2 separate regions of the Mus musculus genome follow, and region 1 is linked to region 2. Evidence: chromatin loops called from intact Hi-C (ENCODE). Cell type or tissue: left cerebral cortex. All regions are shown on one strand.

Region 1 (8,000 bases), 1.3 Mb after region 2:
AAGAGAAACCACACCAGAGCACAATACTGAAATCTGATTTTTGGTTAAATCACAGGGGAAAATAACCTTTATTAAGTATTCAGAATATAGTTGTGGCAGACAAAACTATGAGACCAAATTACAACACAAGAGCAATCTTTTAAACCTCTTACAAGGAAACTTAATAATCTTCCATCTAAACAATCCTTTGTTCAGAGACGAGAGAATATCAAAATCCCTACTCTGAGACTACACAGTATTTAGACAAAACCACAAGAATATAAAATGCCACAATCTACAGAATGTAAGTGTAAGAACTGGGTAGGGGTAGGGGGACACCCCCCCCCATTGCTTTAGAGAGGAAGTGTAAAGGGAAACACCTGGTGTCTTTGTGCTTTTCTGTTACTATGATAAAATGCCATGATCTGAAGCAACTTTAGGGTAAAAAGGTTTCCGTCGACTTACAGTTCTAGGTGCCTGGAGCAGGAAACCTACTAATCACAGTTTGAAGGCAACACTAAAGAACCTTGGGAGCAAACTGGAAGTGGGGAGAGCCATAAGTTCTCAAAGCCCATCCTAAAAGTTCCATGACATCTGTAATGGTGCCACCAGCTAGAGAGAAAGTGTTCAAATACATGAACTTGTGGTTATAGTTTACACTGCAGCTCCCACACCCTATCTAATGCTTAGTGTTGGTCAGGGTTCTAGAGCAACAGAATCATAGAATTGGTCTCACTCTATACAGAGAAAGGAGATTTATTAGAGTGGCTTGCAGGCTATGGTCTAGCCAGTCCAAGAATGGCTGTCTCTGCATGGAAGATCCAAGATTCCAGTAGTTGTTTAGTTCATGAGGATGCTGACAAAGGTTCATGCTGGTCTTCAGTGTACACCAGAATTCCAAAGAAGTAGGCTCTAAGGCCAGTGAAGGTATGGACTTCCTAGTGAGATAGAGAGAAGGCAAAGAGAGCAAGCTTCCTTCTTCCACGTCTCTTATCTAGGCTACCAGCAGAAGGTGTGGCCCAGGTTAGAGGTGTTTTTTCCCCAGCTCATAAGACCTGGATTAATGACATGTCTTCCCACCCCAAAGACCATGATCAGAAGTGGATCTCCCTAGCTTTTCTTATTAAAAAAACAAAAAACAAAAAACAAAAACAAACAAACAAAAAAAAAAACCCATCCCTCTCAGGTGTGTCTAGCCATTTTGGGATTTTAGTTAATTCCAGATGTTGTCAAGTTGACAACCAAGAATAAATGGTCATCACATTGTTCAACTCAAGAAATTAAATAGATAAAATTAAGAAAAATAAATGGATGAGCTGAAGAAAGCCACATTTGTTTGCTTCGCCGGGTAGTAATGGGATTGGAGAATGGAACCAAGACCTGGTTTTACATTTCCGGTGGTGATTATAGCAAAAAGCTGTGAAGTGATCTAATAACAGTGACCGTAGACCTACAGGGAGAGAGAGAGCAAAGGTGACCAGGCTGGGCTGAAGATCATAAATGAATCCCAAGATGGGGAAGATAAGGGCTCAAGTCTCATCTCCACTGACACCAGCAGTGTGACAGTGCTCAAAACAGAGCTGCTACAAATGAACCCTATTCTTGTCCAGTAAGTCATCTCACCAGCAATCCCGGTTTCTAAGATGTATGTGGGGGAGCATCACACATCACCTGAGTAGAGCAAAAGGTTTCTAAACAGGAGTAGGAATCAGGGAAGAAGTTGGAGACTCCCGGCCCGTTTGACAGTGCTGCAAGACGTCAGTGACATCAGTTCCAAATCATCAAAGAGGAAACGCAGAGAAAGCCGCGTCTTAAAAGGAATCAAATTTCGTAATGAATATTACCAGACATTATCCAGGAGCTCAGTCGACGAGGGCTTGCAGAGCAGGGGGAGATAATTCTGGGATGGAGAAGACAATCCACTTATAGAAAAGCTACTTATGCAATTCTCAAATCGATTGGATGGGAGGGGCAAGTGCTGCCATAGCTCCTGTTAAAGTCCCTGGTGAAGTGTGGCTCACAAGAGCCCGTCCTTTTCTTCCGGCGGCTTTTAATTCTAACCTTCCTTACACTGGACTGGAGTTATCCGACCTAGCGAACTCACATGCTTTGCCGGACCCACTGCAGGGTCCATGGTTTCCAGCCACGTGGATTCGGGTCTACTGTACCTCGCTGAGGTTAACAAAGGGCCTGGCACTCATGCCAAGGTGCCTTACAGATATATCAACCCCACCTGCCTCACAAGTGCTCAAGGCCTGCGAAGAATAGATGCGCTATTGAGAAAATGATTAGCAGGGTGAAAAGGCAGGAACGCGGAACTTGGAAGTGTGAGAAACTCAGTGACGTTCTGGATGTAGACAGGATACAGTTTTGTCACAACTGGGGCTGCTTCTGAAGGGTGAAGGGTGGAGAACCCTCACCAGAAAAATGAATGGGGAATGAACAGCGTCTACCTGGGCCATGGTAGTGGTACCATCGCCATATGGCATGGGGGAAAACCTATGTCACTGGTGGCTAACGCCCTCACAGAGATACTCTTCAAGAAGGTTGTTCAGGTAAACGTACCTGCTTTAATTAGAATGATGAACAAATAAACTTGTTTTATTTAGAAAGATGACTCTAGCTGAGTATATTCTCCTCCCCAGGGTGTGCGAAATTCTTTGTCCTATTCACCCACACTAGGCAAGCACTCAGACAGTGGGCTCTCTCGTCTGTCCTTTTTCTTGATGCTTTGAGACATGGTCTTACTTCACTGCCCAGGCTGTCCTTGAACTTTCGTTTCTCATGCCGAGGCTTGTGAAGGACAAAGGATTTGAAGCCCCGACACCGGCCCCACTCAGGATATTTGTTTCCAGGGGACACCACCTTCCTGCGTGGTGGAGCCACGTCTAGGATGACCTTAGTAGGAAGAGCTTCGAGGGATCTCCAATTAGTGAGCTGAGAAAAGGAAGGCCGACCTGACCATCCTATCCATCCCCAGCTCCCCACTCAAACCCCACTTGGAGACAGGGCCTTGCCTTGGATCATGATAGAGAAGATATTTCCCAAGAAGTTGGAAAGGACGGGTGTGAGAAGAAATGCACAAGGACAGACACAAAATCCATGTCTCAAACCATTGTGAGAGAGAGAGAGAGAGAGAGAGAGAGAGAGAGAGAGAGAGAGAGAGAGAGAGAGAGAGAGAGAGAGAGAGAGAGAGAGAGAGAGAGAGAGAGAGAGAGAGGAAGCAAACAAACAAAACTACTAACAAAACAGATCCTAGAAATATTGAAACACGATGCTTCCATGCCACCTGCTGGCCATGCTGGATCATTGCATGCTGGCTATTCTACCTACCTACCTACCTACCTACCTACCTACCTACCTACCTACCTACCTACCTACCTATCTATCTATCTATCTATCTATCTATCTATCTATCTATCTATCTATCTATCTATCTATCTATCTATAGATTTCTCTCCTCATAAACCCCCTCACTCACTGCAGGACCTCCTCCAAACTCCTGCCCCTGATTATTTAGCACACACATTTATGATGTATTTAGGCCTATTTTATTTTTCTCCCTTCCTTCCTTCCTTCCTTCCTTCCTTCCTTCCTTCCTTCCTTCCTTCCTTCCTTCCTTCCTTCCTTCCTTTTTCAAAAAAGCAGATTTCTCTCTGGCATCAATCTACTTCCTGCAACCATTTGACTTCGTTATGTGTCCTTTGCCTCCCCCTCTCCACCATTCCTCCTATACCAGTCTGTATCCTCCATTTACTTCCATGAAGATGGAATTTGACAAGATCGTCAACTACTTCCTTACTGTAAGAGATAATGAATGCTCTCAGCAAGATCCCACAGAGCTTTCCTCTGCAACCTTAGAGGAAATCCAGAGCTCCTTCGAGGTATTTTATTTTCCACTCATGGCATTTCCCTCTACCACCTGGGAATTCTGGGAAATATGGTCCCCTCTGCTGCTTCTCCATCAGTGTTGTTCTCCTGCCTTGAGTCTATTCTTGTTGGATATAGCCCTTCATGCACACCTCCTGCTCTCTCTCATGCACACCTCCTCCTGATGCCCTACTGCCCTTCTATGCAAAAGTGGTCCCAAAAGTCAAACCTTGTGCCCATTATCTTGTTGGGCTTTCTTCTAGGTCGGGCTGCACCTGGGATTTCCACTGGGCTTCTCCGTGTTCCTAACTAAACTCACAGTGCCCCCCTCTCCATTCTGCTCCTTCTCTGCATTCAAACCCCCCCAAGACCCTGAACATCCACAGCAGGAGCCCAAACAGAGCCCTTGAGGCTGCCACATGTCCCCTTCGAATGGTCTTCCACATCCATCCTGCAAGCAGCTTTTAAGTGTGTCCTCTTTGCTCCAAACTAGCTGCCTAGGCTCAACTATCTCTCTGCTGTCTGGACTGCTGCTGTTGCACATGACACCTCCTCTGAACTGGAACCATTCTCTCCAAACCAGAATGCTAGGCCCTGGAAGGAGGGGGGAGGTCCAGGAGCTGCCAGTTGTCAATAGGAGGTAAGTAAAGTTTCACGTCTATAGGAAGGAAAGAAGCCTCAAGGTTCTTCAGGGCCCCTACCAAAAGAATAAAAGGAAGCAAACAGTTCTTAGGGAGCGAAAACTCTGACCAGACAAACTGCAGATGCATGGTTGGATCCTGTTGGGAAGGCTGGGCTTTCTGGCAATGCAGCTGTCTTTGAGTTATCCCTGCTCATTGCAAGGAACTCCTTTACCCATGCTCCAGTTGGAAGACCGCAGGAAAAATAACCAAACCAACCAACCAACCAACCAACCAAAAAACACTCATTGGTTCACCAATTGATTGGTGCAACTGTTACATTGGTCTATCCTGGGCTTCCTTTCTCGGATGAGTAGGTGTGTGCATGCTTGATTGTTTGTGATTGTGTGTGTGTATGTCTGTGTGTGTTACATCTCCCCAAGGACCCAAGAAAAGTCTGTCTCACAGCATCTGTCAATCCTATTTTTGTGCTCTCATCCAGCATCAATGCCCACACAAGGGCCTCCAGCCCAGAAAGACTGACCATGCCTCAGCAGTTTAGGCAAAGCCTAACCTCTTAGCTTTTCTCTCTTTGCCCAATACTCAGCTCAGTAATGCTTCAGAGTGTAGTGCTAGGAAGATGATGTGTGGGCCTCACCGATGATCCCCAGTGTACATGGGCAACTGGCAGATCTCTAACAGCCACCAGTCTACAGCAGGATGAGAAATGATGGGGAGAAGACAGGGCTGTGTACCTGGAATAGGGTTGCTCGTTCTCATGGAGCAGAGACTCTGGGGCACGGTCACCTGGTCCTTCCTCTTCCATCTGATGAGTCCCCCTCTCATATTCCACTCTTGTCTTAGTTAGGGTTTTACTGCTATGAACAGACACCATGACCAACGCAAGTCTTATAAGGACAACATTAAATTGGGGCTGGCTTAGGGGCTTGTGTTTGGAGGTTTAGTCCATTATCATCAAGGGGAGGAACATAGCACTATCCAGGCAGGCATGGTGCAGGAGGAGCTGAGAGCTCTACATCTTCATCTGAAGGCTGCTAGCAGGGTGGCTATTGGACAGTTAGGATGAGGGTCTTAAAGCCCAAACTCACACCTACTCCAACAAGGCCACACTTTCTAATAGTGTCACTCCCTGGGCCAAGAATATGCAAACCATGACAACCCTCTTGATGACAGTGTGCCTACCAGCCTGACACAGCTCAGTCTTCCATTCTGGATTCATGTTTTCATTGAGTGCTACTATGCCCTTCCTCACTGCCCTAAAACTTGCCTCCTTAAAACTGACAAGGCTTTTGCTGCCTTTTGCTATTCTCTGTATTCTTGGGGAGGTAGCCATGGCAGCTTTGAGTTTCCCCAAATGAACCCTATATCTCATCCATGGAATAGTCCAGTTAAGAGGTTTCACTGTGCCCCCACCCTCTTACCGGTACCACTAGACCAGTGGATCTCAACCTGTGGATCTCAACTATTGGAAAACACATATTCCTAAGATGGTCTTAGGAAGTGAGACATGTTTAGTAGCAAAATTACACTTATAAAATAGCAAGAAAAATAAATTTATGGTTGGTGATTCCTAAGACCATGGGAAATATGTGTTTTCTGATGGGTGTGACCGACAGGTTGAGAATCACTGCACTAGCCTGTATGATTAAATGATTTTCAACTGAAGCTACTGAATTTTGGAGTTATGTCTTATTAAATAGTAGCTATCTGGCATATTTCTTGTACCTCTTTTTATTACCTACTTCAGAGTCAGATGGGAAACAATAGCTATCAGATTTGTACTATTTAAATATGGGCAATATTTGATGGGACTGGAGGCATTTCTCAGTGGTTAAGAATACTTGTTGCTCTTGTAGAAGACTTGGTTTCAGTTCCAGCACCCACATACATGGTAGCTCACAAACATTTTTAAGTTCCAGGGGATCCAATGCCTTCTTGACTCCAAGACATTGTATATGGGCATACATGGAGGGAAATACTCATATGCATAAAATACATAAGCATTTAAAATACCAGTGATATTTGTTAAGTACCCTCTTTTAGATAAAAGATCAACACTACGAAGTACATTCTCCACTATGTGTTAAGTACTCCTTCCTACCAACTACTGAAATTCTAGCAATGCACATTCATGGGTAATCTGGGAGCAATGTTACTTTTAGCAATGGAAATGCAAGACAAAGCTATAAGCCTCAGCACTGGGCCTGAAGCATGAGCTGCATAGAGCAAATGTGCCAAGAGTCCGCAGATCCTGGCAGCAGGGGTGCCAACCTTCAGCTGTGTCTGTAAGCTGGCTGTTTGGTAATGGAATTCCACCTTGGAGTAGAAATGTTGCCAATCAATGCGGGAGATAAGCCTGTCTTCGGGAAAGCCTTGGCTAGGCTTTTTATTTTGTTCATCTTGGAAGAAAAAGCCATCATCAACCACACCGTGGGCTTGGCTCCCCAGGCTGCCTCAGAAAAGTGATTGATTGCTCTCTAAATAATACAAGGCTTCCAGGAACAATAGAAGCAGCTACTATGGGCTATTCATACACATTCAACTGAAGCCTGGTGGGAAGCTAAGCTCCCATCAGGGTTCCATGCTGACACTGGCAGCCCAAAAGCAACTTAGAGGCATAAAACCGGGTAAAATAATATAGACGTGAACCGGCTTGAGGAGAAGAGTGGTCAAAGCACCATATGCTGTGTTTGCTTGGGTCTTGGGTGTTCACTCGGACTTAAGAGTGAAGCTGAGGTCTGAAAAGATACCAGTCTCTCCACCTGTGACCCCTGGTAGGGGAAGTCAAAGGGAACTAGTGATGAATTAGTGATGTCATCAAAACAGATTAGTTTCCCAGTTGATCCCACCCGCTCCATCTACTTTGTCTGAAACCATTTGTTCCTCATTCATTGAGATGCTATGGAAACCCTCAGGGTCAGCTCAGGTGCCTTCTGCTTACAAGGAACCGGGTTCCGGAAAGAAAACAGACACGTGGAAGTCCATCCAGTTGCCAACACTGTCCTACTGCGTCAGGAGAAGAAGGAGGGATCAGCAGATGCTGCTCAGGCATGGGGCAGTGTGATGGATGCATGTTATGGAAAGTGGAATATGACCGAGAACGTCTCTACTAGGCCTCTTGGAGAAAGCCAGGTGTTTCTCCGTGTAAAAGGAGACTATGAGAAGGGCTCCATAGTGTTTTGGGATTTGGACAACAGTGAAGGATGCTGGCATGGGTAGTGAAGAAAAGAAAGAAATGCTAGAGCCAAAGAGGGAACAGTTATTTGGGACTCCAGAAAAAAACACATTGCACATTTCCCTCCATTTTGCTTTGGGTGTGTTCTGGATGAAGTTTGTAAGAGAAAAGGAATTCAGAGCCCACTGGGATGAGAGTCTCTTCCAGCCAGTCTAGGTTTGGGGGACAATGGAAATATCCAGCTTGTGGGACATCCATGGTGACACATAGTGGCATGTGTGCACTAGAGAGAGCTGTCTCTGGAGTACTTGTTTCTAGGCATCTTTCCAGAAAAT
Region 2 (8,000 bases):
AAAGGCAGAGGCAGAGGCAGAGGCAGAGAGAGAGGCAGAGGCAGAAGGATATAGAAGAGCCAGGCTTCTCTTAGAGGTGGACCTTCACCTGGATCACACACTCAAAAGATTAAAGAAGTAGCAGTGGCCTTTGCCAGGTGACAAGATAATTAGGCACTCATATGTCACTTGGGGAGCAGTCAGGTGTGCTTCACATTAAGTAAACACTACAGTTATATGCTTGCTGGCTTATACTGACTTCAGTGTTTATGGTAAGGGGCAGTGTCTGAGAAGCTAGAGAAGTGGCTTGTGGTTAAGAGTACTAGCTGTTCAGGCAGAGGACCCTGGTTCAGTTCCCAGCCATCCAGAATTCCAAGTCCAGGAGATCTGATTCCTCTTCTGACACTCTGCACCAAGTATGCATATAATGCATATACATACATGTAGGCAAAACACCCATACATGCAAATAATAAATACATAAATTGATTTAAAAACATAATATTTGTTTGGAGCAGTAAATTATCTCTCTTTCACCAACTGGTGTTCCAGCCAGAGTGACAAGACAAGAAAAATAGAAGGAACCAAATTATATAGTAGTTGTAAAACTATCTCTAATTACAGATACTAAGATACTGTATAGAGAGTATCCCAAAAAGTCTACAGGAGAGCTACTAACAATAAATCCAACAGTGTTGAGGATACAGATCAACACAAAAATCATTTGTGTTTCTGATCTCATGCTGTAGATAATCTGAAAGGGTATTTTATTTAACCAAGGCAGTTAAAGAATGTCCATTAAAAGCCACAGCATTGCTAAAAGAGATGAAGGAAGATGAAATAAGTGGGAGGACACTCAGTGTTCATGGACGAGGAAATTTAATAACTAGGATATTGTAGCTACCTGAAATTCCCTTCAGAGCCAGTGGAAAAACCTTTGAAAAATCCCAATAACCTTCATGTGAAGAAAGGGCAACGTTTTTGAAGAAAAACGGAATTCAAAGGCTCACACTTCAAAGCTCACACAACCTACAGTGTGGCAGAGTTATCAAGAACACACACAAGGCAGTCAAATAGAACAAAGCCAGACAACTATGGCTACTAAGGCATGTCACTTGGGGCAAGAGTGTCAAGTCTGTTCAATAGAGAAAGTCTGCCTGTTCAACACACAGCTCTTGGACAATAGATTCCCATATTCATCCCTACCTCACAACACAGACAAGAAGAAGTCAACGTGCCCCACCAATATTTTATTTAAGATTTATTTATTGATGTATTAATTACACTGTGTCTGTCTTCAGACACACCAGAAGAGGACATTGGATCGCATTACAAATGGTTGTGAGCCACCATGTAGTTGCTGGGAATTGAACTCAGAACCTCTGGAAAAGCAGCTAGTGCTTTTAATCACTGAGCCATCTCTCCAGTCCCCCACCTATTCTTTTTCAAGCACAAAATTTTGTCAGAAAGGGTAAAATTTTAGAAAGAATGTGTGTATGTGTATGTGTGTGTGTGTCTGTGTGTGTCTGTCTATCTGTCTGTCTCTTCACTTGGCAGATATTTATTAAGCAACTGTGCTATGACAGAATTCTAGGCACTGGAGATGTACTAAAGTTTTGACAAAGTTGGAGTCAAAACCAACTTTAATGGAAGGGACAGTCTGGAGAGGGAGTAAGATGTTTAAGAAGATACTTGCACTAGTAGGTGTACATCTGGCGTGCAGGAGAGTAAGGACCTTAGGTCTGTCATAGAGGAATACGAGCGTCCTTCAGGTAGGCTTCCCTAAGCAAGAGAATTGTGCTGAATGCAAAGGATGACTGAGAAGTAAGTGGGTGAAGACAGGAGGAGAGAGTGTCTAGGGTTTTGTCTGTCTTTCCAAAGATATTAGTAGTAAAAAAAAAAAATGAGTTTTATGGGGCTAGAGAGATGGTGCAACAGTTAAGAGTACGTACTGAACGCCAGAGGACTCAAGTATAGTTCCTAGCACACATATGGCAGTTGACAAACTTCTGTCCCATGATTTTTTGCACTCATGTGCACATATATCAACATTCAGGCATATACACCTATAATTTATGTCATTTAAAATTACTTTTAAAATGAGTTGTGTGGTATCTTTTGTTTCTGACTCTGGCATTACAGTGGGTGGCTTTTGTTGTTTTTTCCTTCATTGCTAGTGATTGAACCTAGGGCTTTGTGGGTGCTAAGCAAGCACCCTTTCATGAAGGTACATCCCCAGCACTGAGTGGGCCTTTCTGTCTGTATTATTGTGAGGGTCGTCTGGAAGTTAAGTTTGTCTCAAGTGTAATACAGTTCCAAGGCAGATGAGAGCTTATAAAGATGTTTGGATTGCCTAGCATTCGTGAAACCCTGGGCTTGATCATCAGTGAGTGAAAATTGGGAGGTGGAGTGGGGTGGGGGGGTAAATCTTAATTTTAATTCTTTATTGGATAATCACATTATTAGATGACCAACTTCAGAAAAAATATAATGTCCGTTTCATAAGTTATACATTATGGACCTTTAAGATATAAAATTTTCCATTTAATTTTGAGCCTTACTTTGAATAGAATTGACAGGAATGACTTATGTAAATTCTGCCAAGTAATTTATTTGTGTCTTCTATAATAAAGCACTGTCATTTATCATCAAAATGCTTTAACTTACATGGATGTTGGCATTAACAAGTGCTGTTCGATCAGTGGCATCAAAAGAAACTACACTCAAGCTTCCTGGGAGCTCAGTGATGCCTGTACTGTAAAAATGCTTTCTGTGGGCCATTTAACTGCTGGCAACTTTAGTTCACATGATTCCTAGTGCTGAAAATTTAAATTTGCTCTTAATTGAAAAGTGAAGTTATTTAAATTCTTTAAATGCTAACCTTTGGAAAAAATATCTGAAAAATAAAAGCCCATATGATTTTGATGGCCCACTGCCAAAAGATTATCATTTACATAAACGTCTCTTTTAACAGAAGGGCTTAATGCATTGAGCTCAAAAGGTTAGAATAGAGACTCCAATCTGGAGAGCAGCAGTAGACGTTTGGCTTGTGAACAGCCGCATTGTTCGCCACGCTGAGAACACTGTTCGCATTCAGGCTGAAAGCAACGCTGGCATTAGGATTCGGTTAATTTGTTTCATGTGACTTGTCAGCTGTGTGTTTTTATCTAAATCTTCCTAGCCTCTTCTTTTTGTGTGTTACACTTCTGAGAAATGAACTGCCTTTTTAACTGTTTCATTTCTAGTGTTTTTTCTACGTTTGCAAATGATACCATGTGATCGTTTTCCAGGTTTTCATTACTCATTAAATGTACTTAATAATCAGTGAGGATGCTGTTTTACTTTATTGAAAGCAATGGTATCTTAAAGAGCTTTGTGCTGTGTGCATGTTTGAGTCTGTAGCAGGAGTCTGTGAGACTCACACAGAACTGCTCGCCCTGTTTTCTCACGAGCACCCATTCTTTCCTTGTTTGCTAATTTTGTTCTCTGGATCTTCCCTCAGATGACTTTTAATATCTGGCTACCAGCCAAGTACTGGGTCTCAGCAATAAAGTGCTGATCCCAAAGAAAAGATGCAGCTGTTGCTAATCTTAGGGTTCCATCTCACTTGGGAAGAGCAGGCAAATGTTCTTTCCCCTAAAATGGAGCCCTAGTGCCACCCAGGAGCACAGGCTCTTGAGTAACTGGCCAGTGCTGTGAGGAGAGCTTCTAGAGATGCTGTTACCATAGGAAACGTGTGCGGAGGCTGTGCGGTCTCATGGCTGGCGTTTGCCTAGGTCTGCAGAGCTGTCCTCCCAGTCAGAGAGGTGGCCATGCCACCACTAGGCAGGTTTCCTCCAGGTTCATCGTGGTCCTGTTACTCTCCTCCTCACCTCCCCAAGTTCCCTGGGAACTGTGATCTGCTTCCTTCACACTGGCCAGATTCCTTACTTAATATAGCTGATTATGAGGTTTGCCCCTGTCAAGTTCAACACAGTCTACTCCCTTTTCCTGTTCAGTTGTATTCTGTGATATCAGCCTCCATCCACTCTGTACCCATCACTTAGTGGACACTGGCCCTTCTCCCAATTCTCCTGTCCACCTGTTTGAGCATCTCCGTTGTGGTTTTCATTGCTTTATCTCTGGAGCATTCGCTCACACATCTCAGATCAGCTTACTTACTCCCTGGTGGTTAGTAGGGAGAACCCAGAAGAACTGGAACATTCTGGCCATTTGTTTACTTTCAAGACAATTTCATATTGATCATTGTAACATTGTCTAGTAAGTGTTTTTAATGACTAAAATTCACTTATTTTTACATTTGAGAATTTCTGATTGATTCAAAATTATTTATGGTTTGAACTCATATAAATATGAGTTTATATATATACACACACACACATACATACATACATACACATACATACAATAAAAGAGTACAAATATATTACTATATTTGATTGACTAAATCTTATCCTTTCCAGGCTACCTTCTGTGTTTTATCATATCTATTATACAATAAGCATATATTAGTTTTACAATAGAAAATAGCCTTTTATAAAGGAAAAAAAACCTGTGCTGACACTTTTTTAGTTTGTGTGATTTATTTAAAAAGCTTTTTCCCTGGGGGAGGGGGGGGGAAGAGCCACGGTGTCACATTGAAAAATCCCAGGTTGGGCCCCCAATGGAGGAGCTAGAGAAAATACCCAAGGAGCTAAAGGGATCTGCAACCCCATAGGTGGAACAACATTATGAACTAACCAGTACCCCGGAGCTCTTGACTCTAGCTGCATATGTATCAAAAGATGGCCTAGTCGGCCATCACTGGAAAGAGAGGCCCATTGGACATGCAAACTTTATATGCCCCAGTACAGGGGAACGCCAGGGCCAAAAAGTGGGAGTGGGTGGGTAGGGGAGTGGGGGGGGGTATGGGGGACTTTTGGGATAGCATTGGAAATGTAAATGAGGAAAATACCTAATAAAAATATTTTTAAAAAAGAAAAAAGAAAAATCCCAGGTCTCAGCACCAGCCTCTCCCTCATTGTGTGATATGGGTGCGCTCATAGCCCAGTTCAGTCAGCGAGCAGGAGCAGTTGGCTGTGGTGTACCTGGTGTGTCTTCCTCTTTCTCATTGTCTCTCTAGTCCACACCCATCAGTGCAGTTCTGACTTCCTCACTGTCACCTTAGTCGTCTTGGGACTGTATTATTATTTCCCTCTTTTAGGTTCTTTGAAGGATATTTTTGAAATGAGAGCCAGTGTGTAATGTGCTCCTTGTGGACAGAAGCAACAAGGTTTAAGAATGAAGAATTTGATAGCAGCATTAATGGATTTTTCATTTCTTTCTTTTTGAAGAATATCAAAGAATATCCCAACAACTAAAGATGTTGAGCCACTTCTTGAAATTGATGGAGATATAAGAAATTTTGAAGTGTTTTTGTCTTCAAGGACTCCAGTTCTTGTGGCTCGAGATGTAAAGACCTTTTTGCCATGCACGGTAAACCTGGATCCCAAACTACGGGAGATCATTGCAGGTGGGTATTGTAGTACAGCTTTTTTTTTCTTAAAAGTCCTCAATTTTTTTTCATGTTCTGTTCCTTCTCTTCTCTCCCCCTCTCACCTCTTTCCTTCTTTCCTTCTTTCCTTCTTTCTTTCTTTCTTTCTTTCTTTCTTTCTTTCTTTCTTTCTTTCTTTCTTTCTTTCTTTCTTTTTGTTTTTTTCTTTCTGTTGTTATCTTACTTAGCTATCTAATTTTTATCTTGCTTTATGAAAAATTAAGAAATTTGAATGGAGCATCCACAGAGAAATTAGTTAGAGTAGGACTGGGCTGTTGACCTCTCAGAGTGTCAGCTATTTACTCTACTGTGTCCTTGTGCTTGCTCACCAACTCAGTTCTCCCTTTGGAACCCTGAACTTCTGTTCTTTCACATATAGTCTTGACGCTCAGATGCCACATGTTGTAATTGTCACTCTTTCATCTTCTGTTCTAATAGGGACATCCAAGTTGAGCAGAAAACAAAAATAAAACTTTACTTTCATCTTAAGTTTTTAACCAGGGCTTGAATATAACAAGGGTTAATTTATTTTAAGGCCATGCTAGGGACTAAGCCCAGGCCTTGGGCATGCTAGGCAAACACTCTGTCACTGACTGTGGCCTCACCTCTTTTCACTTTCATTTTGAGGTAAGGTCTCAGTAAATTGCCTAACCTGGCCTTAAACTTTTTTTGCATCCTGGTTTTAGAGCTCAGATGGGTTTTAGAGAGGCTATTGAGAGGCCGGTGTGCACTGGAGAGAGGCCGGTGTGCACTGGAGCATGCGCAGCTGTGTTGGAACACAAGGGTTTCATGTGATACTGCTCATCAGACCATAACTGAGCTTTCTGGGACTTATGGAGGGGTCGCCTTCAATTAGTCCTGTAAAGTGTAAGAGCTTCCCAGGTACACTCTGCGCTTGCCCATGTGTGGATGCTGAGGGAGGATAGAGCAGGCAGACAAGGGGCAATGGGATGAGTCAGGGAGTGGGCACAGAGGTACATTGGGTGGGGGGATAATTCCTGACTCTCCTTACACAGTCAGGTGATTACCACTAACTATGACTTAATGACTGTTTCAAAAGACCCAGAAGAGGCCATTTCAAATGGTCTCATCGCAGAAAAATGAAGAGTGTTTGAAGTGATGGATATGTCCATTTCCCCAGTTTGAGCATTATGCAATATATACATCTATTAAGGGAGCATATTGTGCCATAAACATGAAGTTATTATGTAACAACAAAAAATCCCAGCCCCCCAGTTCTTTTTCTCAGTGTTTACTCTAAGGCTGGAGGCTTTTGTGGCTGTCTGCTCTGTGTTGAGAGGTCGACTTGTCTCAGTTTGTAGGCTCACAGTTTAGCTCACATTGTATGTATTAGACAAATTTGAGTCTTTTGTTAGCATAACACAAATAGATCTTTAAAGAGTCAAAAATTATAGTGTTTGGTAACTGAAGAAAGAATCCAAGTGTGGTAACTATTCAAATGGTTAAGAAAAAAAAACCTCTTTTATGTACATCAATTGGGCTTTTTTTTTTTTTCCACTTAAAGCCTGTGGACTAGCGAAGATTTCCTGTCAAACTCAGCTGGAGTCACTAGCAGTGATGAAAGTATGTCCTTACTTAGTAGCTGGCAACAGGACTCATCATTAGTGTCCTGTTCTTTTTTGCTTTTTGGGTTGTGATGGAATTTTCAGATGTTCGAGCTGCAAGAGAACAGATCAACATAGGAGGCCTTGCGTATCCCCCGCTCCCTCTGCACGAAGCCCCTCCTCGGCCTCCTTCTGGGTACAGTCAGCCTGCATCTGTCTGCTCCTCCTCAGCATCTTTCAATGGGCCGTTCCCAGGCGGCGTTGTGTCCCCACAGCCCCACAGCAGCTACTACAGCGGCCTGTCGGGACCCCAGCACCCTTTCTACAACAGGGTAAGAGTCGGCACCTCGCCTTTACAGTGTCTCTTCCCAGGGGCACCATCATTCTGCCATCTCCAGGCTTGGGCACTGGTTTGGAGCTATAATTTGGCTTTAAAATAGGAAAGTCTAAGGCTTAAATGTACAAGTGTATGATTTTTTTTTAAAACTGAGTCTTGGATTTTAATATGTTCTAGAGTTCTAAAGAGTGTGAATATAAGAATATTGGCTTTTATTTTCTTGTTAAAGGAAACACTGTAACAACAATGGTTCCTTTGGTATATTTTGTTATAGAAATTTATATTGGCATTCATAACAGTGATAAATTCCTAGAGTCATTCATATCCTTAGACATATGTGAAATAATAACGGGCCCATATTACTTGAAGGATCAAATGTTATTGCCAGTTAATTCCACCATATGCCATTTTAATTTTAAATACCTTTAGTCATATATAATTCTTTGCTTAATACACAATTTATTAACTAAAAAATAAAAGCACAGTTTCCAGTGGTACCCAAACCATGTTGGATGTAGTTGCTCGAAGTGTCTGTTCTCATCTTAATGCCCTAATCGTGTAATGACACTAATGATTTCCTGTAGGAA

Evidence for each region. Hi-C counts contacts between places; a loop is a spot of excess contacts. Peaks named below come from ENCODE experiments on the same cell type or tissue, not always from the same donor. Only the 100,000 strongest peaks of a DNase experiment are listed, where the experiment ranks them.
Region 1: it touches region 2 in a loop (4-fold over the local background); 8 of 42 quality-filtered maps call a loop at or near these places.

What each region holds. Positions count from the first base shown.
Region 1 is chr12:26,292,934-26,300,933 of GRCm38, forward strand. No RefSeq gene overlaps it. Among named protein-coding and RNA genes, the nearest start is that of Gm29968, 44 kb to the left of the region's middle. In left cerebral cortex, a CTCF peak has its summit at 3,263 (motif pointing left); a DNase peak (open chromatin) is centred at 3,257.
Region 2 is chr12:25,031,143-25,039,142 of GRCm38, forward strand. It overlaps Kidins220 (kinase D-interacting substrate 220), which reads left to right. Exons shown (of 32, transcript NM_001081378.1): 23 at 5,312-5,490; 24 at 7,182-7,408. Among named protein-coding and RNA genes, the nearest start is that of Gm36236, 60 kb to the left of the region's middle. In left cerebral cortex, no CTCF peak of the experiment used is centred here; DNase peaks (open chromatin) are centred at 3,047 and 3,534; H3K4me3 peaks cover 407 bases; H3K27ac peaks cover 1,055 bases.